Linked DNA regions of Homo sapiens: region 2 is linked to region 1. Evidence: chromatin loops called from intact Hi-C (ENCODE). Cell type or tissue: mammary epithelial cell. All regions are shown on one strand. Links, peaks and the distances in the headings refer to the core of each region. The heading gives the core; the rest is flanking DNA.

Region 1 (11,885 bases), core at 2,208-10,207:
CAGGAGGCTGTGGCGTGAGAATCGCTTGAACCTGGGAGGCGAAGGTTGCATTGAGCCAAGATCATGCCATTGCACTCCAGCCTGGGGGATAGAGCGAGACTCTGTCTCAAAAAACAAAACAAAACAAAACAAACAATCTATATCTATATCTATATCTATCTATCTATCTATCTATCTATCTATCTATCTATCTATCTATATAAAGCAGACAGCATGTCCACATTCTCTCAAGGTGACCCCCTCTTTCTAACATCAGAACTTTCCTTTTTTCTACATGAGGCATTTCCACCACTTTTAAATCAGATGTAAGACAGAGTAAGCCTTCCTCTTTTACCTGCCACGAGGGCCAGGGGTTGTCTGTTCCTTCTCTACTACATCCCCGGCACCTAGACCCATGCCTGGCGTACCTACACTAGGAGCTCAGTCAATATTGTTGAGCGAATCAAATCACCACTGTTCCAGAATGAGGCTGCAGACTGCCTTTGAACGGACACAGTATTGCCAGTGGGTTTGACTCAGTTTTGTTCAAATATTTCAATTTCTTTTTTTGGTTTGTTTTTCTGAGGGAGTCTCACTCTGTTGCCCAGGCTGGCGTGCAGTAGCGTGATCTCGGTCGGCTCACTGCAACCTCCACCTCCTGGGTTCAGGCGATTCTCCTGCCTCAGCCTCCCAAGTAGCTGGGGCTACAAGCATGCGCCACCACACCTGGCTAATATTTTTGTATTTTTAGTAGATACAGGGTTTCACCATGTTGGTCAGGCTGGTCTCAAACTACTGACCTCAAATGATCCACCTGCCTCAGTCTCCGAAAGTGCTGGGATCACAGGCGTGAGTCACCGTGCCTGGCCTCAGATGCTTCTATTTCAACGAGTCTGGTGAAGCTTGTTATTTAGAGAGTAATATGTGAATGCTCTAGAAAAAGCAATTCTCCTGTCTCAGCCTCCCAAGTAGCTGGCACTACAGGTGCCCACCACCATGCCTGGTTAAGTTTTTGATTTTTACTAGAGACAAGGTTTTACCATGTTGGCCAGGCTGGTCTCGAACTCCTGACTTCAAGTGATCTACCCTCCTTGGCCTCCCAAAGTGCTGGGATTAGAGGAATGAGCCACCACACTTGGCCAAATTATTCCTTTTACAATCTGCTACAACCCCCTGATTTGAACATTTTGCAAATTTGAATGTTCTCATTAGGTTTTCGATTCAGTTCAGTGAATGTTTATTATTAAGTATTGTTATTATATTATTATTCATTATTGTTATTATTTAATAAGAATAATTGAGTTCTTACCATAAGCCAGACTTTGGGTTAAACACATAACATGTAGATTTAGTTAATTTTCATGACAAATCTATAAGATGGGCACTACTGCTATCCTACTTTACAGATGAGAAAACTGAGGCAGACAGAGGTTAAGTAAATTGCTCAACCCCACATGAATAGTAAGTTCTGGAGCCAGGAGTCAAACTTCAGAGCCTACACTCCTAATCACAGCTAATGTTGCTCTTCAGGACGTACTTTACATGCAAGTACAGTAACTGTCTACAAGGCACTGGTGATTAAAAAATGAACAAAGCCTTTAACAGGTGAATGGTTAAGCAGACTGTGGCACATCCACATCATGGAACACAATTCAGCAACAGCACGGAATGAACACTATTGATGCACACAGTAACCTGAATGACTCTCCAGAGAATTATGCCAACTGCGAAAAGGCAATCCGCAAGAGTTACGTACTCTATGATGCCATTTACTTATTTATTTTGAGACCTAGTCTCGCTCTGTCACCCAAGCTGGAGTGCAGTGGCATGATCTCGGCTCACTGTAACCTCCGCCTCCTGGGTGCAAGCGATTTTCCTGCCTCAGCTTTCCAAGTAGCTGGGACTACAGGCGTGCACCACCACGCCCAGCTAATTTTTGTATTTTTAGTAGAGACAGGGTTTTACCATGTTGGCCGGGCTGGTCTCGAACTTCTGACCTCAAATGATCCGCCCTCCTTGGCCTCCCAAAGTGCTGGGATTACAGGCGTGAGCCACCGTGCCTGGAAAATTATTTATTTTTAAGATTTGTTAAGTGTAGTCATGAGAAGCGGGAAAGAGTAGAACAAGGAGTTTTATCTGCTGTGACTGAACAATCAATTGAGATAACGCGGCACCTTCGGATCAGCTGATTCCATTTATCTAACATTCTTAAATGGACCCACTTATAGACATGAAGAATAGATTAGCAATTGCCAAGGCTAAAGTAGGGATCAGGGTGGGAGAGAAGTGGGTGAGGCTATAAAAGGACAACAAGAGGGATTCTTGTGGTGATAGAAATATTCTATATCTTGATTATATCAATGCCAATATCCTGGTTGTGATATTGAAGAGGCTAAAGCTGCATTTGGTACAATAAAATACAATTAGCAGCCTATAACCCCAAAGGAGAAAACTGGCCAGTTGTGTATTAAATCTTTGTGTGTTTGCATATGTGACATTTAAATGCTTAATTTATATGCCAACATTTAGCATTTTTCCAAGATGTTACTATTAACGGAAACTGAGTAAAGGGTACATGGGATCTCTCTGGATTACTTTGTACAAATGCAAATAAAAATGTTAATTTAAAAAAACAGAATGAGGCCAGGTACGGTGGTTCATGCCTGTAATCCCAGAGCTTTGGGAGACCAAGGTGGGAGGATCGATTGAGGCCAGGAGTTCAAGACCAGCCTGGCCAACCAGCAAGACCCCATCTCTACAAAAAATTAAAAAATTCAGCTGGGCATGGTGGCGTATGCCTGTAGTCCTAGCTACTGCAGAGGCTGAGGCAGGAAAATCACTTGAGACTGAGAGGTCGAGGCTGCAGTGAGCAATGATGGTGCCACTATACTCTAGCCTGGGCAACAGGGCAAGAGAATGAGGCAGACAGGAGCCCAGCCTGGCAGGAAAGGGAGGTTGTATTAGTCAGGGTTCTCCAGAGAGACAGAGCTAATAGGATAGATGTATATATGCAGGGGAGTTTATTAAGGAGTATTGACTCACACGAACACAAGGTGAAGTCCCACAACAGGCTGTTTTCAAGCTGATTAGCAAAGAAGCCAGCCAGAGTCTCAAAACCTCAAAAGTAGGGAAGCTGACAGCGCAGCTTTTAGTCTGTGGCCGGAGGCCTGAGAGCCCCTGGCAAACCACTGGTGTAAGTCCAAGAGTCCAAAAGCTGAAGAACTTGGAGTCTGATGTTCAAGGGCAGGAAGCATCCAGCACGGGAGAAAGACCATGGAAGGGAGTGAAGGCTGGAAGACTCAGCAAGTCTAGTCCTTCCAAGTTCTTCTGCCTGCTTAATTCTAGCCGTGTTGGCAGCTGATTAGATGGTGCCCACCCAGATTGAGGGTGCGTCTGCCTCTCCCAGGCCACTGATTCAAATGTTAATCTCCTTTGGCCACACCCTCACAGACACACCCAGGAACAATACTTTGCATCCTTCAATCCAATCAAGTTGACACTCAATATTAACTATCACAGAGGGCTTCCAATGCAGTGACAGTTGACATGAGTCCTCAAGGTTAGTTTGCAGGTCACAAGGGAGAGAAGGACAGGAGGCCTGAGGCAGGCAGGACAGCATGTGATAGTGGGCTGTTTGGGTCTTCCTTCCCCAAAGTCATCCTGGGATGGTGAGATCTCCGGCCATTCATTCCATTGCACAGAGGCATTCATGCAGGCTACCTCCCAACTTGTTCATAAAAATGTTAAGTGATGGACAAAATAATGTCTTTACATTTTTCTTAAACGTTTGGTTCCTGCTGCTGCTTATCTGGTAGAGAGGCTCATCAGAGGAGAAAATGAAGGAAGATTCCCTTGTCAAACATCACAACAGAGAGCAAGCATCTTTGTTCAGCCTGTCAGGATCATCTTTCACATTCAATTTAGAAAAATGGCAGATGTTAATGTTTTTCCTGTTAAGAGATAATTTCTTTTTAAAATGTTTGTTTTTTTTTTCCCCTTACTATGCCTAGTCCTGCTTTTTATATGATAACAGCCTAGGAGTGGAAAGAATGAGAGTTTGGGTGACAGAGATCCTTACATTTGAATCTCAATTCCACTTAGAGGCTATGGTCATGACTTAGAGGCTATATTAAGACCACTTAGAGGCTATGGTCATGACCTTGAGTCCGTTTCCCTGAGTTTCACTGCCTCAGACTAATCATACCGAATAGGCCAGTATTGCCAAATCCCAGTGCTAGGATGGGGATTAATGAGAAAACATTTGCCAAAAAACCTAGTATACCTTGTGTAATACCTGACACGTAGTAGGTGCTCAATAAGTGATACTCATTGATTTATTTTTTTATTTTATTTATTTTATTTTTTTGAGACCGAGTCTTACTCTGTCACCCAGGCTAGAGTGCAGAGGCGTGATTTCGACTTACTGCAACCTCTACCTCCTGGGTTCAAATGATTCTCCTGCCTGGGCCTCCCGAGTAGCTGGGATAACAGGCGTGTGCCACCACACCTGGCTAATTTTTATATTTTTAGTAAAGACAGGGTTTCACCATGTTGGCCAGGCTGGTCTTGAACTCCTGACCTCAGGTGATCCGCCTGCCTCAGCCTCCCAAAGTGCTGAGATTACAGTTGTGAGCCACCACGCCTGGTCAATAAGTGATACTCATTGTTAATAACAATTCTAGTTCATCTAAGGATTTAAAGCTGTGTACCTTTCATAGTGTTCTACAAACAGCTTCCTGATTTCCAGCAGCTTTGCTTATATCAGCCAGGATAGTCTAGGTTATGCTGCAGTAAAAAACAAGCCCCTAGGCTGGGCACGGTGGCTCACGCCTGTAATCCCAGCACTTTGGGAGGCCGAGGCGGGCGGATCACCTGAGGTCAGGAGTTTGAGACCAGCCTGACCAACGTGGTGAACCCCTGTCTCTATTAAAAATTCAAAATTAGCCGGGCATGGTGGTGCATGCCTGTAGTCCTAGCTAGTTGGGAGGCTGAGGCAGGAGAATCGCTTGAACCTGGGAGGTGGAGCTTGCAGTGAGCCAAGATCGCGCCATTGCACTCCAGCCTGGGCTACTAGAGCGAAACTCTGTCTCAAAAAACAAAACAAAACTAAACAAAACAAAAAAACAAACCAAACAAACAAACAAAAACCACCAAAAAGCAAGCCCCCGATCTCAGTGGTTCACAACAGCAAAGGCTACTTCTTGCTCACGCTACATGTCCATCATGGGGCAGGTGCCTCTCTGCTCCGGTTGTCTTCCCTCCTGGACTCAGTATCATGGAGCAACCACTTTCTGGAAGATTGCTGGTTGCCACAGTAGAGGAAAAGGGTCTTATATCAGCATTCATTGCTGTGGCTTAGAAATGACACATATTATTTCCATTCAAAACTCTTTTGTCCAGAACTGGTTACATATTCCCACCCAACCATAAGGAGACCAGGAAGAATAATCCCACTGTGCATCTGGAAAGGGGAAAAGCCAGACAAATGTGGCCAACAGCCCCAGTGACTACCACCACAGTGCTTTTGAAAACCACTGCCCAGAGCCAGAAGGATGGAGGATCAGCATGGCGGTAGGAGGAAGGGAGAAGCCAGAGGGGAATGAGGAGGAGCCGGGGTGCCTGGTATGGAGGGCCATCCATCCTTGGTCAATGTGCAGGGCTGGGGCCAGAGGAAGGCTGGGCGCCTTTCTCATCTGGACCCAGACCCAGACAGACCCCGGGGCCATTCCGTTCTGCAGGCAAACAAGCCAGTCCCGCTAGAATGTGGCAGTCACAGGCTTTCAACATGGAAGGTGGAGCTGCCTGGACGCTGTGTTTTTTTTCTGTTTGTTTTTTTGAGACGGAGTCTTGCTCTGTCACCCAGGCTGGAGTGCAGTGGCATGATCTGGGCTGATTGCGCCTCGGCAAAATCTCGGCTGACTTGCCTCCCGGGTTCAAGCGATTCTCCTGCTTCAGCCTCCCGAGTAGTTGAGATTACAGGCGCGCACCACCACGCCCGGCTAATTTCTGTATTTTTAGTACAGACGGGGTTTCATCATGTTGGCCACGCTGGTCCTGACCTCAAGCGATCCGCCCGCCCAGGCCTCCCAAAGTGCTGGGATTACAGGAATAAGCCACCGCGCCCGGCCAGACGCTGTGTTTTCCTGGCACTCCACTTCATGAGCAAAACTGTCACAGAGTAGTATTTCCCTGGCTCCACCCCTCCGGCGCTGCTGGATTCCTGAACCTATTCACTTCTTCTGAAGTGCTCTCAACTTGGCCTCCCTGGCTCCTTCCTGGTGCAGACATTTACTCTTCCTGCTCCGGCTTTGTGCCTCTGTAAAACTGCTGACGTCACCAGCAGCGGCTCCGACCGCCTGTCCTCCAAGGTCCCGGGCTGCGGCTGCGCAGCGCCGACAGCACGATGCGTGTGCCGACAGCGCCACCTCCTGGCTCTGCCGAGGCTGTTGGCAACACGCAGGGCTCGCAGTGCGCCCGCTTTTCTACTGCAGCCCTCAAAATTCAGCACGAGGCTTGGCTAGGGGAGCTTGAGTGGCTGACACTGTGGTCTGGTTAGTTTCCATTCTGACCCATGCTAGCCGTCTTTCAGATTCTAGAACTCAGTTCTTCTCCGGACCTCCCTCCCAGCCACAAGTCTTTGAATATGCGGCCTGCAGCTGGGCTCCCCTCATCCCCGCTCTTCTCCCCAACCTTCTTCATCATCCCTTGGCCGATCTTGAAGACTTAGCGGAGGCAGGGCGCAATGGCTTACGCCTGTAATCCCAGCACTTAGGGAGGCCGAGGCGGGAGCATCACTTGAGGTCAGGAGTTTGAGACCAGTCTGGCCAACATGGTGGAACTTTGTCTCTACTAAAAATACAAAAATTAGCTGGGCGTGGTGGCGGGCACCTGTACTCCCAGCTACTGGGGAGGTTGAGGTAGGAGAATCGCTTGTACCCGGGAGGCAGAGGTTGCTGTGAGCCAGGATTGAGCCACTGCACTCCAGCCTGGGCAACAGAGCGAGATCCTGTCTCAAAGGAAAAAAAAAGTCTTAGCTGAAACGTCACTTCCTCGACTCCTCAAATTTAGTCAAGCCCCCGTGCTATGAGATCTCTCCCCTTCTTGCTGGACGGGTTGGCAATGCTGGAGGATCTTGAAAGAGGAACACTCATGGGTCAAGAGCATTTCCTAACAGCGAACAGAGGTTTCAGAATCCTCATGAGCATCGGTGTCTCCTTGCTGGGACGCTGCTCACACACTTTGTGATCCTCAGAGGTGAGATGCAGGCCTATTAAACACGCTGGCCTTGGTGAGAAAGCCTCTGTGGGTTTCCTGTTTATCCCAATAAGCTGATTCAGGAAAGGAGACATCTCCTTCCTTCTCTGTTTGCCATGGAGGACTCACACCTTTCTTGTCCCCAGGACAGTGGACATCTGTTTGCCAATGCAGACCTCGTGCTCACTGGAGGCTGGAGAAGGCACGCTCAAGAAACGTTCAAGGCATGACAGCTACCCAGAAGGCCTCTAGTGCCCCAAGAGCTGCTCATCAGCCCCATTTTCTTCCTAATATTATTTAAAAATTTAAAGAAATTCAGTGAAAGTGTAAGCATACAGGCATAGGTAGTAGGTAAACTAGAATTCACTCTTGCTGGGGGAATACCACCCAGGGTTTGAAAAGATACAGAAGGCAAAAGAAACTGCATTTAGTATAATAAAATACAATTAGGCAGAGCACGGTGGCTCATGCCTGTAATTCCAGCACTTTGGGAGGCCGAGGAAGGCGGATTACCTGAGCTCTGGAGTTTGAGACCAGCCTGGGCAACATGGTGAAACCCCGTCTCTACAAACATACAACAATTAGTGAGTCTTGGTGGTACATGCCAGTCATCCCAGTTATTTGCTGGGCTGGGCTGGGATGGGAGGACTGTTTGGGCTCAGGAGGTCAAGGCTGCAATGAGCTGTGTTCACGCCACTGCACTCCAGCCTGGGTGACAAAGCAAGACCATGTCTAGAAAAAATAAAAAAATTAGCAGCCTATAATTCCAAAGCAGAAAACCAGCTGGCTGGCTATGCACTAAATCTGACCAGCCATTGTGTGTAAGGCGTGTGTGTGCAAATGTGTGTTTGCATGTATATCGTTTAAATAGTTACTTTATTTACCAACATTTACATTTAAGGAAATTTCACATCAAATAATCTATAATTCTAGAATCTTCTTAAACATGAGGTGGGCAACATGAGACCCCCACTTCTATCAGTATCCATCCTGACTGGACCCAAGTGGACAGCTTGAGTTTCCAGTTCAATCCAGTTCCTGCCTGGCCTCTGCTGGCCTCTGGGTTTGCAATCCCAACTCCCTACCACCGCCACTACTGCTGAGAGCATCCCCTCTACAGTACTCAGAACCTCACTGGCTGCCTGCAACCCTGGGGGATCAGCAGAAGAGACTCTAAGCCCATCTATCAGGTAAAAAACCTGAGGCCCAGAGAGGGAAAGTGACTTACCTAGGGACACACAGCTCTTAGTAAACAGAGTGGAGGCCAACTCCACTCCAACTCAGTCTCATTCCCACTCTGAGATTTAAGAAAAAAAAATGTGATTTTAAAAATCCCAAAGTTGTTTCCTTCCTCCCTCCCTCCCTCCCTTCCTCCCTCTCCCTCCTTTCCTTCCTCCCTCTCCCTCCTTTCCTTCCTTCCTCTCCCTCCTTTCCTCCCTTCCTCTCCCTCCTTTCCTCCCTTCCTCTCCCTCCTTTCATTCCTTCCTCTCCCTCCTTTTCTTCCTTCCTCTCCCTCCTTTTCTTCCTTCCTCTCCCTCCTTTTCTTCCTTCCTCTCCCTCCTTTTCTTCCTTCCTCTCCCTCCTTTTCTTCCTTCCTCTCCCTCCTTTTCTTCCTTCCTCTCCCTCCTTTTCTTCCTTCCTCTCCCTCCTTTCCTCCCTTCCTCTCCCTCCTTTTCTTCCTTCCTCTCCCTCCTTTTCTTCCTTCCTCTCCCTCCTTTCCTTCCTTCCTCTCCCTCCTTTCCTTCCTTCCTCTCCCTCCTTTCCTTCCTTCCTTCCTCCCTCCCTCCCTCCCTCTCTCCCTCCATTCCCCTTCCTTCCCTCCCTCCCTTGCCCTCCCTCCCTCCCTTCTTTCCTTCCTTCCTTTGTTTCTTCCTTCCTTCTTCCCTTCCTCCCTCTCTCTCCTTCCTTCCTCTCTTTCTCTCTCTCTCTCTCTCTTTCTTTTTCCCCCTCTCTCTCTTTCTTTCTTTCTTTTGACAGGGTCTCAGTCCTCACTCTGTCACCAAGGCTAGAGAACAGCAGTGTGATCATGGCTCACTGTAGCTTCTACCTCCTCGGGTTGAAGGGAGCCTCCCACCTCAGCTTCCCCAGTAGCTGGAACCACAGTCACGAGCCACAATGCCTGGCTAATTTTTTGTATTTTTTGTAGAGATGGGGTTTCACGTTGTTGCCCAGGCTGGTCTCAAACTCCTGGGCTCAAGCAGTCCTCTTGCCTTGGCCTCCGGAAGTGCTGGGATTACAGCCATGAGCCACCGCGCCCGGCCAATCGCAAAGTTTCTAAAGTAGGAAATGGGATTCTATTCCATCCCCAACTAATTGTCCCCAACCACTGGTAGCAGCCTGGCTTGTCTCTGCTTCGACAAACACAGAGGTCTAAGCTCACACTCTCAAAGTTACACTCACATGTCTACAGTTTGGCTTTCTCTCTTTTACTTTTTTTAAAATTTATTTTCTATTTGTTTTCCCCATGACATAGCTCCAGGAGATCCTGAGAACATGTCCCCTACAGTTTGGCTTTTAATCTTATGATTGCAAAGCTGGGATCATGCTGCAAACACCACTCTGCAACGTATCCTTCCCACCAACCCAGCGCCCACACAACCCCCTCAGTGTGGGCCATCTTTCCCTTTCAGGACACACAGCACAGTCCCTTTCTTCCCTCATCACCTCACAGGCCTGAACAGAGGGCCAGAGAGGTGGAGTCCTGCAATTTACCTGCTCAGTCTCCCATCACAGGACCCTGGACAAGTCACTCCTCTCTCAGAGCCTCAGTTTCCCTGCAGGAAAGAGGAGGTGCTCAGAGACAAGGTGGATGAAACAATTTCTGGGCTTCTTGTATCTCAAAAGAAATCCTCTTCCTGTGGCCGGGCGCGGTGGCTCTTGCCTTTAATCCCAGCACTTTGGGAGGCTGAGGCAGGCGGATCACCTGAGGTCAGGAGATCCCCGTCAGGAGATCCATGACCATCATGGAGAAACCCCGTCTCTACTAAAAATACAAAATTAGCTGGGCATGGTGGTGCATGCCTGTAATCCCAGCTACTCAGGAGGCTGAGGCAGGAGAATCGCTTGAACCTGGCAAGCGGAGGTTGTGGTGAGCCGAGATCGCGCCATTGCACTCCAGCCTAGGCAACAAGAGCAAAACTCTGTCTCAAAAAAAAAAAAAAAAATCCTCTTCCCCTGTCAGGCCTTAGTAGCAGCATCCTAGGGGTAGCCTAGACGGGGGCAGATTCCTGGGGGTGGTTCTAACCCACATCACATTAATGATGCCACCCAAGTCCATTCCCATGGCACCAGGTCACTGGGACAAAGGGCCAGGTCTCCAGTCTTCCATGTCTGACCTCTACCTCCTTTGCTTCCTCCAAAGTGCCCAGAGAAATGCACGTGGCCCACGGCTGCTGCCTTCTGAGGTCACCTGGCCATACCCCAAGTAGTCTGGGAACCCATGCTGAGCCTGGAGAATCTTCACTCTCCCACCTCTCCCTCCATTCCTCAGGGGAACAAGGACTCCAAAAGAGCCGTCGGATAAACCTGGGTTTGGATCCAGGCTTTCTACCTTGGACAAGTTACCTAAACCTCCTGCATCTCGGTTTCTTCTTCGTCAAATGGGGACAATACTTCTTTCTTTAAAGGCTTTACTTTGAGGATGAGGTGAGAGGGAAGCCATCCTCCTCCGTACCCCACAAGGATCACAGGCCAGTGAGATCCAGCTATTATCACCTCTGGTGATGCTGGTCGCCAACAACCCAAGGACCCCTGTTACTGAGCTCTAACCAGACCCTCCCTCTAGTATCCAACACATACTCTCAAGGGAAACAGAAATCACACAGAAGAGGCCAGGCAGGCGCAGTGGCTCACGCCTGTAATCTTAGCATTTTGGGAGGCAGAGGCGGGTGGATCACCTGAGGTCAGGAGTTTGAGACCAGCCTGGCCAACATGGTGAAACCCTGTCTCTACTAAAAGCACAAAATTAGCCGGGCGTGGTGGCACACACTTGTAATCCCAGCTACTCAGGAGGCTGAGGCAGGAGAATCGCTTGAACCCGGGAGGCAAAGGTTGCAGTGAGCCAAGATCGTGCCACTGCACTCAAGCCTGGGCAACAAGAGCGAAACTCTGTCTCAAAAAAAAAAAAAAAAGAAAGAAATCACATAGAGGAAATAAATTGGCTGGTTCTATTCTCAACCTCAGCTCCGCTGCTCCACTGGCTAACTCAGAGGACAGCCCGAGTCCAGCCATGACCCACTGTCCAGCCTCCTTTCCTGCAGGGAACCAGCTTGGGTTTCCAGGACGACACACTGGCCCGAAGTCTTACTCCCAGTCGCCACTGCACTCCTGCCTGGGCAACAACAGTGAAACTCCATCTCAAAAAAAAAAAAAAAAAAAAGAATGATACAACGGACTCTGGGAACTCACGGGGAAGGTTGGAAAGGCCAGGTATGCGGGATGGTATTGGCAAGGACACATATAGAGACACAGAGAAGGAGCATCGTAGGGGGTATGGGGAAGCTATGCACATTTCAAAGTATTAGTAGAGCACAAGGAAGAGGCTGGGACAGGGGGAGGATGAACTTGGAGAAGCCATGACTGGAAGCCTGTGTCCCATGGCATTGTCATCTGTGTGTGTGCCCCATCTTGACTTTGAGCTCCACACAGGACAG
Region 2 (11,885 bases), core at 2,082-10,081, 380 kb before region 1:
AAACCAGGCCTACCACCTGTTTCTTAAAGTTTTATTGGAAGATTACCAGGTCCTCCACTGATTGTCTGCAGCTGCTTTTGTGCTACAGTGGCCAAGTTGAGAAGCTGTGACAGAGACCGAAAGGCCTGTGCAACCTAAAATATTTACCATCTGGTGACATTCAGAAACAGCGGGTTGACCCCTGGTCCAAAGCATTCAAGACAAGCAACTTTTGAGTATCTAGAATTCTGGCTTTCAAAATGAGAAATTGCTGTCTGTGAGCCGGGAAACCAATTTCCGAACCTAGAAGGAACCAGGGGGCGATGGTGTTTCTGTGAGAGCACTTTGCACACTTGCCTCCTTTCTGTCACAGGGCCAGGCAGCCCTCAAGCGAGTAAGGTGAAAGGTTGGAGGTAGGTTCAGTGCTGACCTCAAGAGAGGCCTGGCGCTGGGCAGTCTACCCTGTCCCTCCCCACAGAGCTCACTGCCTCACTTTCCACCTGGCCTCTTTCTCCTCCCGCAGACCAGTTCTCTCTGCACTACTCATCGGCTTACCCGTGGATCCAGGCTCAGAAAACATTCCACCTGTGTGAAACTGTGCAAGACCCACGGATCCAGGCTCAGAAAACTTGCCACCTGTGTGAAACTGTGCAAGACCCGTGGATCCAGGCTCAGAAAACATTCCACCTGTGTGAAACTGTGCAAGACCCACGGATCCAGGCTCAGAAAACTTGCCACCTGTGTGAAACTGTGCAAGACCCGTGGATCCAGGCTCAGAAAACATTCCACCTGTGTGAAACTGTGCAAGACCCACGGATCCAGGCTCAGAAAGCATTCCACCTGTGTGAAACTGTGCGAGACCCACGGATCCAGGCTCAGAAAGCATTCCACCTGTCTGAAACTGTGCGAGACCCACGGATCCAGGCTCAGAAAGCATTCCACCTGTCTGAAACTGTGCGAGACCCGCGGATCCAGGCTCAGAAAGCATTCCACCTGTGTGAAACTGTGCGAGACCCGCGGATCCAGGCTCAGAAAGCATTCCACCTGTGTGAAACTGTGCGAGACCCGCGGATCCAGGCTCAGAAAGCATTCCACCATGCCCAGCTAATTTTTGTATTTTTAGTAGAAACAGGGTTTCACTATGTTGGCCAGGCTGGTCTTGAACTCCTGACCTCAGGAGATCCACCCCCACCTCACCTCCCAAAGTGCTGGGATTACAGGCGTGAGCCACTGCGTCTGGCCAGCTTCTGTTATTTAAAAATTACTCAGTTTATGGTATTTTGTTATCAGCTCAAATGGACTAGACAGGAACATAGGTTTTGAGTAGAAAAAGGGTTTATTTCAAGCATATTGAATTTTAGAAGCCTGTGGGGCTGCAGCTGGACGTGAGTCTAGACTCTAGGAAAGCTTTATGAACTCCAGTTTGGATTTAAGAGTCATTAGCTTACAGGCAGAAATGGGTCTCAACAGTGATCTTTTCAGTGGAGTATGGGAAGAAGTTGGCCTACAACTGAGCCCTAGAGGAATAACAAGATTTAAAAGAGAGCTGGAGGAAGAGGAGCCTACAAGAGGCAGAGAGGCAGCCAGAGACAGGAGTGCAGTGCTGGCTCTGATTTCTGTGGGGTTTCCACAAGAGCAGCACTTAGAAACACTAGCAGTCAGAGGTTAAAGGCATACACTTGGGAGCAACTGCCTGGGTTTGGATCCTGGTTCTGCAACTTCCTACTTATGTGACTTTGAGAAAGTTAGTTAATCTCTCTATGCGTCCAGCTTCATCTTTTAACAGAGGAATAACAATACTGTCAGGTATAGGCTTTGATTTCTCCTTCCTTAGAAGCTGATGCATTAGCCTGTTATTGTTTCACGGATATTGGTGGAAGACACACGACTCGGTGAGAGGCAAAGGACTTTATTACTCACAGTGCAGCAGGCAGCATGAGCACCAGCATATGGAACAGTTCCATGAGCCCCCGAGTCCCACAGGCCTGGATAGATGTGGCGCAGGTAGTAGGTTTGCGCTGCAGCTGAGGAGCACTGAGCTTAGGGGATCCACCTCTTTTATAACAGGTAGTAAGCAAGCTTGCTGTTTGTCCTGAGGGGATACAAGTTTTCTTGCTGCAAACACAACCCCCAGAAATGGCCTGGGGAAGGGGCAATCCAGGTTTTGCATGCTTGTCAAACCCAGCAGGAAGGCAGGAGCAGGAGCTGCAGACAGAAGTGCCTCAGGGGGCACCCGCCTCACAGAGCTGCTGGGAAGATGAAAGGAGTGAAAATGGGCAAGTGCCACCAACAGCGCTCCACACTCATGTCCACTGTTGTTACTAGGGGTGGCAATGTGGAGGAAGGCAGGGCTGAAAAGTGCATCATTTACATCCAAAATGGAAAGCAGTAATTCAACAAATAGGTACTGAATGCTTACAATGCACCAGGCAAATGGAGATACAGCAGCCAACAGAACAAAGTCTTTGACCTCCAGGTGCCTGCATTTTAGTACAGAAAGACAGACACCAAATAAACTACCAGGGGAGCACATTGTACAGGGCCTTGTAGACCAAAATAAGGACTTGGAACTGGCTACGGGATGGGAAGCCAAAGAAGTTTGCACAAAAGCACGTCACAATCCGATTGAACAGGCTGTCGAGAGAACAAACTTCGGCGATGGAGAGCTGTCGGAGAAAAGGTGGAGGCAAGGAGACCAGTTTAGGAGATAAGACGAGGCCGGGCAAGGACGTGCCAGCTTGGAGTGGGTGGTGGTGGTGAGGTACTCGCTCACTTTGGCCTGTCACAGTCCAACACACAAGGGAAGCAGCCTTGGGAACACTCAGCAGTCAAGCAGGTGAACAGAGGAGCATCCGTTCACTGTCATCCTCAGGGGCTGCTTCCAGGTACTGGAGGTAGAAGGCAGGCAGCCACAGGGTGAAGATCAAGTAATTGGAGTCAGCCGGTAGAAACTTATTCCAGAAGTTTGCCACAAAAGAAACAACTTAGGGCCAGGTGTGGTGGCTCACACCTATAATTCTAGCACTTTGGGAGGCCGAGGCGGGTGAATCTTTGAGGTCAAGAGTTTGAGACCAGCCTGACCAACATGGTGAAACTCCGTCTCTACCAAAAATACAAAAATTAGCCAGGCTTGGTGGTGCATTCCTATAATCCCGGCTACTCACGAGGCTGACGAAAGAGAATTGCTTGAACCTGGGAGGCAGAGGTTGCAGTGAGTCGAGATAGCACCACTGCACTGCAGCCTGGGCAACAGAGTGAGACCCTGTCTCAAAAAAAAAAAAAAAAAAAAAAAAAAAAAAGAGTACAAGGAATAACTTGAGATTTTCCAATTTTTTTTTTAACTTAAGATCTAAGCACGCTTAAGTGCCAAAGGGACTATTGAGAGGAAGAGGCAAACCAGGCAAGGGAGGAAACTGAAGCAAAGCACCGAGCAGGTGGGAAAGGCTGGGATGCAGAGCACAGGTGTGGGGTTCACGGTGATGTGAAGAATGCCTCTAATAGAACGAGAGAGAAGGGGAAAGACACCCTGTGTGGAATTCAAGTAGGCTTGTAGATCTGGTAGGGAAACTTCATTCAGGGAGACTATGTCTGACAACCTCCATATTCTGTGAAATAGGAAGCATGATGATCTCATATGGTGAAGTGAAGGGAGTTAGAGATTTATGGATTATGGAGAATTTCAGAGATTTGGGAATTATTGGCTGAGAAACGAAACAAATGCAGCAAGGGATGGGTTTCAGCACAGGTAAGAAAGAAAAGAGGCCAGGTGTGCTGGCTCATGCCTGTAATGCCAGCACTTTGGGAGGCTGAGGTGGGAGGATCACTTGAGGCCAGGAGTTCGAGACCAGCCTGGGCAACACAGTGTAGCCCCATCTCTACAAAAAATGTTGCCGGGTGTGGTGGCGTGCACCTGTAGTTCCAGCTTCTCGGGAGGCTGAGGTGGGAGGATCACTTGAGCCCAGGAGTTTGAGGCTACAGTGAGCCTTGATCACACCACTGCACTCCAGCCTGGGCGACACAGTGAGACCCTGTCTCAAGGGGAAAAAAAGAAAAGAAACAGGGAGGAAAGGGCTAGGCAGGACATATTTTCTATGGCTGAACAAAAAGTGAAGGAGCCTGGGTGGCAGCCGGAGAGCCAGGGGCAGCAGGGACAGAGGAGGCAAGGCAGGGAAATAACACTTTGATAAGGTCAAGTGGGGCCACAGCCCCTGGCAAGGACAGTGTCTGTGGTACAGTAAAGGCAGCAGTTGAATCTAGGGGAGGGTGGACGGTGAAGAAGTGAAGCTGAAAGATTTCAGAAGCAGCTTTTGGACAGACTGGAGTTCACAGCTGGGGAAGCTGAGAGCAGCTGACACACGCTTACCTTCTGGCTTCTCATCACCATTTAGAACGTCTCACCTTAGAACGCCTGGCACTTTTCCTTCTTGTCCCCCCCGCCCCCCGCTTAAAAAGTCAAATCCAAGTGGTATCTTTGGAGCCTCAGGCAGAGGCAACAGGGAACGAGGATTAATACACACAGCCCAAAGAATGGTGTTTCTCTCTTTTATTTAAAAACAGTGCTTCATTACCATGTGCAAAGGCTGAGGCAGTGCTCCTCCTTCGCTTAGAGTTTATAAAAGCCAGCAACATGATCAATAATTTATACACATGGAGAGTAATACAAAAAAATAAGGAATAAAAGCTAAAGATCTAACTACTCCGACCTTCACAATTCCAGCTACTTGATAATAATAGGAGTAACCCAATGAATACTGTATGGTCTGAAAGCTACTATACAATATGATTCTTAACGAGAAGGGAAGGGAATTAGAGACTGTCACAAAGCCCTGGGATGCTTCTCTGGAGTTAGCAGGGAAACAGGACCCTGGGCAAGCAGCTCGGGTGTCCTAGGAAGTGATTCTGGGGGAGGACGGGAGGGGAGAGAGAAGGCTAGGTGGTCGATTACACAAGCATCCCATGTAATGCCCCCATGCCCCAAAGGTACCTGTTTTGCCATGGCAATGGGAGGGGCTGGAGGAACAGCATGTTGCATGTAGGGATGGTCCGGTCCCTGCCATGGGGAGTGGGGAGAAGAGGAGAGGTTCTGTGGCATTTTGAGCCTTGCAAAGATTTGGACTGAAAAGCTCAGAGACTCAGGTAGGTCAGCCTGTCAGGGACAAGTACACTCCACCGGCTCTCTTCTCGCTTTGCAGCCCTAGCTTACGCGTGTCAGCCCCAGGTTTGCTCCAGCTATTCACAAGCAGAATATAACACAAGAAAAACAATTCATATCCCTTAGGGAAAAAAGAGGATCAATTCATCACTCAATATATAATACAGCCAAAATGAGCTGCCAAAACAAGCACACACACAAATACTGTGAACAGAAAAATACAAGAAAATGACTAAGCTGGGAGTCTTGACGGGGTATGGACATTGCTTAAAGCACTTATCAGTCCCCAGAAAAACCAAACCAAAAACATTTTTTAAAAATTCAGAAACTCATGTACCCCCTGGGAAACTGGTGTTGGTAACAAAGGGCAGGGGGTGGGGAGAGAAAAGAGAATCACTGCTCCCTTTTTGCTCGCCAGTGTGAGTGGAGTCCTCAGGTCACCGGCATGTACACAAGTACCAGACAAGGAGGACCAAGTCCCTCTGCTGGTGGCCTCCTAAAAGGCAAGGCTTGAGTTTTGGCTGATGAGCAGTTCTCTCCGTTACCAATCCCTGCCAACCAGCACTACCATGGCTGAATTGATCTACCGTTTTCCTGAGTAAACTGTAACTGGCTACAGTTTCGGTAACATGGAAAAGAACTCAGCTACTACAGCCAACTGCAATACTTCAGGAACCCCCTCCATCCCTGGGCTCCTCACTCCTAGTGCATCTGATTGAGGAATCTGATAACTTGCTGCAGTCTGGTCTGTTAGCCTCATTTGCAAAGAAAGGTGCCAGGGACTCTATTACACTCACTAAACCAGAGGGCACACGCTGGCTTAGGACACCCAGAGCCTACTTGGAAAGGGCCCTGTTTCATGCTCTAGCTCTTGGATGGCTATTGCCTGGCTGATCAGTAAAGCAAGTATGAAGGAAGTACATAGGAAAAGGAAAGGGAGGGAAGAGGCTTTTGGACAGTAACATTTCCAAAAAAATATAGTGTTTTATGCAACAGAGAATCAAGTTTCACTGTGTATACTACAAATGGTCAAACATTTTCAAGAGCATGACAAAATAAAAACACACAAATTTACGTCTGATGTTCACCTTGCCCACTATTTTTTTTTCCTATCTTAAAACAGTGCAAACAGGTAACTTATGCTTTTAAAACACCACGACCCCTTCCCCACCCCCCAAAGTCCCTTTCCTCCTAGTATCTGGGGGAAAATCTGCAATTCTGCAAATGTTACTGCGCTAGAGGTTGCAAGCAGCGGAGAACTGGCTGAACTTGGCAAAAGGCAAGGACTGGTCAAAGCTTCCCCTTTCTCCTCCTTAAACATCTAAGTGCTTTCCAGTCTGTCCCTTGGTTGGCCTTGTTCTCCTGCCAGAGGGAAGGGGGTTCATCATGCCCTTCTTGCATATCCTTGGGGTTGCTTCCATCCCTGTTTGATGTCTCCCTCATGTCTGGAAGCTATATAACTAGTTACAGGATGGTAGTGATTAACCCACTTATCTGCTAGATCTCTAGTAAAGCATAATTCTAAGCTAAGAGCAGTTTAGCCCCTGAGGAGTCACACATTTGAGGAAAAGCTGCTATCGATGACTTCTATTGTCTAGATTTCCACTAGCTCCCCTCAGACTAAAAGTTGTGCCCCAGTCCACTTCTTTCTCAAAGAAAAAAAAATGTTGGCTCAATTCAGACTGTGGCTGTTGAAGGATGATGGTGATAGTAGGTTTTGTTAAACCTGAGAGCCTGACAAATGGTGAATCACAATGGCTGATCTGAGTTAATGGAAATTGAACTAGGTGACATGAGGAATTCTGGAAAATGCCTATGGGCAGCTCTCTGGGCTCTAAGAGGGACATGGAGATAAAGGTGTTCACTAGAGGCCTCCTTTAAGGAGCCCAGCTTCCAAGAGTACAGAAAGTCCAGGTCATGAACTATAGTAAAGCTGAAAAAGAATCATGCATGTACTGTGATTTAGCATCAGTAAGTTTTCTGGAATTATCAGCCAGCATCCTCTAACAAACTCACGAAATGCCAGACTCCTCTGACTCTCTTTTTTAATACAGTGAGAACCAGAGTCAGGAACAGACAAGCAGTGCTGCTTCGAGCAACCTGCCTCTGGTGAAGTTGACCGTACGGAGTCTCAAAGTTCAAAAGGTGACGGGGAGGTTGATACTGTGAAATCCAGATGCTTGCAAGAGCCCCAATTCTCAGTGTTGACACTGAAAACCAAAGACCCTTTCATAAAAAGCAGAACTCCATTTATTCTTTCTTAGAAAAGGGAGCTGGAGGAAGCGGTGTTAAACACCATCCCTGGAAATGCAGCAGAAACCACTGGAAAGCACAGAGCTTGCCTTTGGAGGCCTCAGCCAGAACCAGCTGAACTGAGATGCACTCAAGGTGCCTCAAGCTCAAGATTCTGCCTCTCTTAAAAGGTCTGTGGGAGCCGCCTTCTCTACCTTTCCCATTATCCTTACCTCTTTCTAGGAAAAAAGAAGAGAAAAACTCTTAAACTCATTCTCCTATTCTCCCCTGCTATGGATAAAACCATTTAGAATTTGGCCTAGTCTCCACTGAATACGTGGCTTGCCATCTTTTGGGAATGGCCCCTTTGTGATCATGACCCCAAACTTCTGTTTTTTTAGTCAGCTAAAGTTCTCCCTCAAAGCAAAAGCAAAAGCAAAATCCTCCCTGCCCCCATTCCCTAGAACTGTGAAAGCCCGCATCCCATTCCCCGCTCCTCTAACTAAAATATTTATATACATACAACAAAAATTGTCTTAACAGCAACAAACCAAACTTTGGCTTGGGGTGGGGGGACCCTTAAAAATGGCCAGTGGACTGGGCAGTTGGTGTCCCCTTATTCTCTGTCTTCCTCCCCAGAGTCAGTAATAATTGCATCGAGGCCTCTAGCTTCCTTGACATCGCCCCTAGTTTCAGGCACAGCCTCTCTCCCAGTTACGAGGCGAGACAGGATTCTGAAGGGGGAAAGGATATGTATTCTACACAACAGGTCAACGCCCTCTCAGATATATCACTCTGCTTACAAAGAATGCTTGATGCTGTCATAGGTCAGTCATTTTAATTCAGGGACATGAGTCAGTTATCAGTCAAGAACATGTGTGGAGGCAGGAGTTAAAAACAAACCCAAAACAAACCCATAACCAGAAGCTCCATGTCTCTGAATTACTCCCTTTAGCAGCTGTCCCTTGGGTGAAAGGTCACCCTAGTACCAATGTGACTAGACCAGGGAGCCAAAAAGACCGTGCTTTTCTATTTCCTAATGCCTTCATTTGGGAAATGCTGTAGGACACTTGCTTTTATCAGTTCTATCTAACAGCTAGAAGAGAAACACTCCCTCCTACCTTGATAACATAGAAAATTACAGCCAGATGGCAACGGCAGTGACTCACTGCGCGACTCTTTCTGGTGATATAGAAGACCCTTGCCATCGCAGACCCTCCTTCCAATATGGGAGGGCAGCAATCTCAGGGCCTCTGCATTTTATGTCCTGTAGTGTTAATGTGTACAAAGTGGTCCGGGTGCTCAGCGGGGTGTTTTTGGAGGACAGTGAGAAGCTCAGCGGGATAGCCACAGGCTCAAGACTGTGGATAGAGAAGTGACTCATAAAGGCTCTGGAAGATGAAAATTCCTATGGCTTTGGAGCAAGTACAAAGTGCCTCTGCCTGCCCTTCCATGTCCTCATCACCAAAACTTCCAGGGACTACTGACCTAGGACCTGGTACTCTATCTTTCCCCAGCAGATTCTTTATTCTATTTTTTAAACTTTGTACTTTCTGAGGCAAGAAAAAAGTAAGAAATACCAGATCTTCTAATATTCCTTTTCCCTTCCTCACCCTCTTTAATGGCTGTCAACAATTTGTACTTCTAATCCTCAAGACATCTGGGGGAAATCTGGTCACTGGCTTATTCACTTTTCTGTCCCTGGGTCCTAAATTCCTGAATCTTATGGACATGAGAGCAGGGTGTTAATAAAAGAATACATGAGCTAAGCTGTGGTTCAATTAAAGGAGAAGAAGCCTAGAAGGAATGCTAGGTTACAGGAACAAAAAGAAATGATCTTTTTCATACTCCAGAGTTCATTCTGAGATCGGTTTCCTAATGAGGTGTTTATTATCCACTGTCTGAGAGCACGTTTGGAAATATCAATACTATAATTCCAAAAACTATGCCAGCTGTCTCAGGCTGTGCGTGTAAGATGATTGTAAAAAGAACGGAGAAGACAGGAGGGAAGAGGAGAGGAAAGCGTCTTTTTAATTCTCCTGCTTTGTAAGCACAAATTCCTATCTATCAGCATGTGGATTCCAGCCACAGCCAACCAGAATTGCCTGTCAAAGACCAGAAACTCAGAAGACTAGAAGAATATCCTGTTGCAGAAAGATCTCTTCCACTTCTGCTTGTCCCCCAGTCATTCAGCACCAGATACACTTTGGTAATTCTGTCTGCTGATTTCTGATCAGATGCATTTATCGGCTCCTAATGTCTCTCCTTCCTCCTTGACTGCCTCTTCCGTGATTGATAGAATAAGCTAAGCACGGACATACAGACATGGAAATGCATTATTTTTTTTTTTTTTACCACAGTTTAAAAAAAAAAAGAAAAAAATGCACAATCTTTGGAACAAAAGAATTAAAGGCAGAAATTTAAAGGAAAAATACATATTCAAAGAACATAGTGAGGTATAAAAAAGTATTCTTTCTTTTTTTGTGTTTTTTTTTGTTTGTTTGTTTGTTTTTCCTCTTCATCTTGCTATAGAGTTCCTCTACTAGTAAATATTGCAATAGCCAGGCCTCATGAACTGGGGGGCTGTCCCATTTGCAGGGGTCTCACGTCACTTCAGTAGGGGGCAAATCGGCTGTAGCCACCTCGGTATAAACTCGCCTGCAGTAATTAAAGAGATAAAAATAATTAAAAGGTTGATGAGAGAAGCATTAACAGTGAAGAAAAATGTCCAGAGAGGGATCTAGAAACAGCCTGCTTCGAAGCCTCAAAGCAACTGATCAAGCATTGCCTTGTGCAGTGAAGTCAGGAAACCAACTTCTGCTTCTAAGGTGCTCAGACCAGAGCCCAACACATTTATTGCTGACCTGATATTCTCAAGGAGAGTATGACGACATTTTATTTCATTATTTACATGAATTAGCACAGAAGGGAAACAATACACAGTTGAAAACAAGTTCCGCAAAGAGTTTGATTTTTAAAAGCACAGGTTTTTGTTTACCTTGATACAGCCTTATAATCCTGGTGGAAAACAGATCACCAGTTTCTCCTTCTCACATATGACCCATCGGCAGTGCACGTTACTTCTGACACGATCCCTGCCATGTGTGGTCACAGCCCATGTTTGAGATGGTGCCACATCTAAACCTGAGCCAGTCTTTAATAAAGTCTGTTTCCTCTATCATCTACGAAGCACACCAACTAGGCTGTTTCTTGACATATTCACATTTACATATCTAGCTGGGGTTTTAACTAGGCTTTATTCCTTTATGTTTATCAAATGACTTTATCTAATGGCTTATCTCTTTCAATTAGAAGTTTCCCAGGAATGCATCTTTCTCAGGTCATTCTTTTAGCATAGGACTTATATCATTTTAGGACGAAATACAACCTCAGGCACTTCTACCACTGCCGTTATATTGTAATGCTCTACTTCATTTATAAACATATATTCCCTCAGGGCCCCCTATTACTTCCTTCCACAAATCTTCATCAGTAGAAATTTGGTGTGAGAAGTAGCTTTCTCATATTCCTTTAGGTCTTACATTTTACATTTCATTCTGTCTCCTTTTCAAACAACTCTACCCATGTCCAGAGGTAGTTGCCCAGTTGCATTTTGGATTAGAGAGAAAGCCCTGGCAGAGGTGTCACTGTGGAATGGCCTGTCTTTGTTGCAGCCTGTGAGTCCTAATCACTGAAACTGGAGGCATCCAAGCCAACACAATAATACTGCAGTGAGGTGGTTGGTCAGAAGAAATTATGCTAGTTCTATGGACTTCTTCGATACTTCTATCAACAACACCATATTTTGCCACAATTGTTATCAATAATCAATAATAAAATATCCTATAAAGCATTCACTTAGGAATTTCTAGTACTATCTACCAGAAGGCTTAGGAAGAGCAGAGACATCCTTTAGATTTGCATTTGAAACTTAAGTTTTTGAAAAGCTTACTGTGAATACTACAGCCTTATGCTCCATGCTCCTTTGCCAACACCTATCAATGAAACTATGCCACAGGTATGCACTCAACATTTGAACCAATAGAAAACATTCACCAGTTCCCCTATTTCTCTCGCAAATCATGCCACTACTCGGGGCATATTATCAATGATCATTCCTTTCTGCTGCCCTTAACTAGGCCATGTGGCTCACATTATAATAACACACAAATAAAGAGGGTGACATGAAACTTCCAGGTAGATCTATGTGGCTTTAATACCTTGATGGTGGATGAAAGGCTGAATTTACTACCTCCCTAGATCTTCTGTAGTCTACGGGTAAAAGAAGGAATGAAATGGTTTTATAAAGCAATGGTATATTATATACTTACCACAGCGCCAACTCCATAGCTAGCGGCAGGGGCAAGGGCATGGTAGGGGTCGGCTGTGTACACCCTGCCATAACTGGAAAGAAGAAACACAATCAGACAGATAAAGAAAAGTGTATGATCTAAAAAAATTAAAGGGATTACTGTGCTTTAAGACTTGTGAGTCACTTGGTCTTGGATTATCATAAGGAAAC

The links. A loop is a pair of places that touch in the nucleus more often than their neighbours do. Peaks named below come from ENCODE experiments on the same cell type or tissue, not always from the same donor. Only the 100,000 strongest peaks of a DNase experiment are listed, where the experiment ranks them.
Region 2: a loop joins it to region 1, with 3 times the contacts of the local background. A loop is called at or near these places in 12 of 110 quality-filtered maps.

What each region holds. Positions count from the first base shown.
Region 1 is chr22:36,117,767-36,129,651 of GRCh38, forward strand. No RefSeq gene overlaps it. Among named protein-coding and RNA genes, the nearest start is that of APOL3, 37 kb to the right of the region's middle. RefSeq lists an enhancer at 6,235-6,529 and a silencer at 6,470-6,539. In mammary epithelial cell, for the core only: a CTCF peak has its summit at 6,406 (motif pointing left); a DNase peak (open chromatin) is centred at 6,365; H3K4me3 peaks cover 273 bases; H3K27ac peaks cover 308 bases.
Region 2 is chr22:35,734,229-35,746,113 of GRCh38, forward strand. RBFOX2 (RNA binding fox-1 homolog 2) reads right to left here. Exons shown (of 14, transcript NM_001349999.2): 13 at 11,695-11,767; 14 at 4,508-10,021. The coding sequence ends at 9,977. Among named protein-coding and RNA genes, the nearest start is that of APOL5, 22 kb to the left of the region's middle. In mammary epithelial cell, for the core only: a CTCF peak has its summit at 5,619; a DNase peak (open chromatin) is centred at 8,203; H3K27ac peaks cover 764 bases.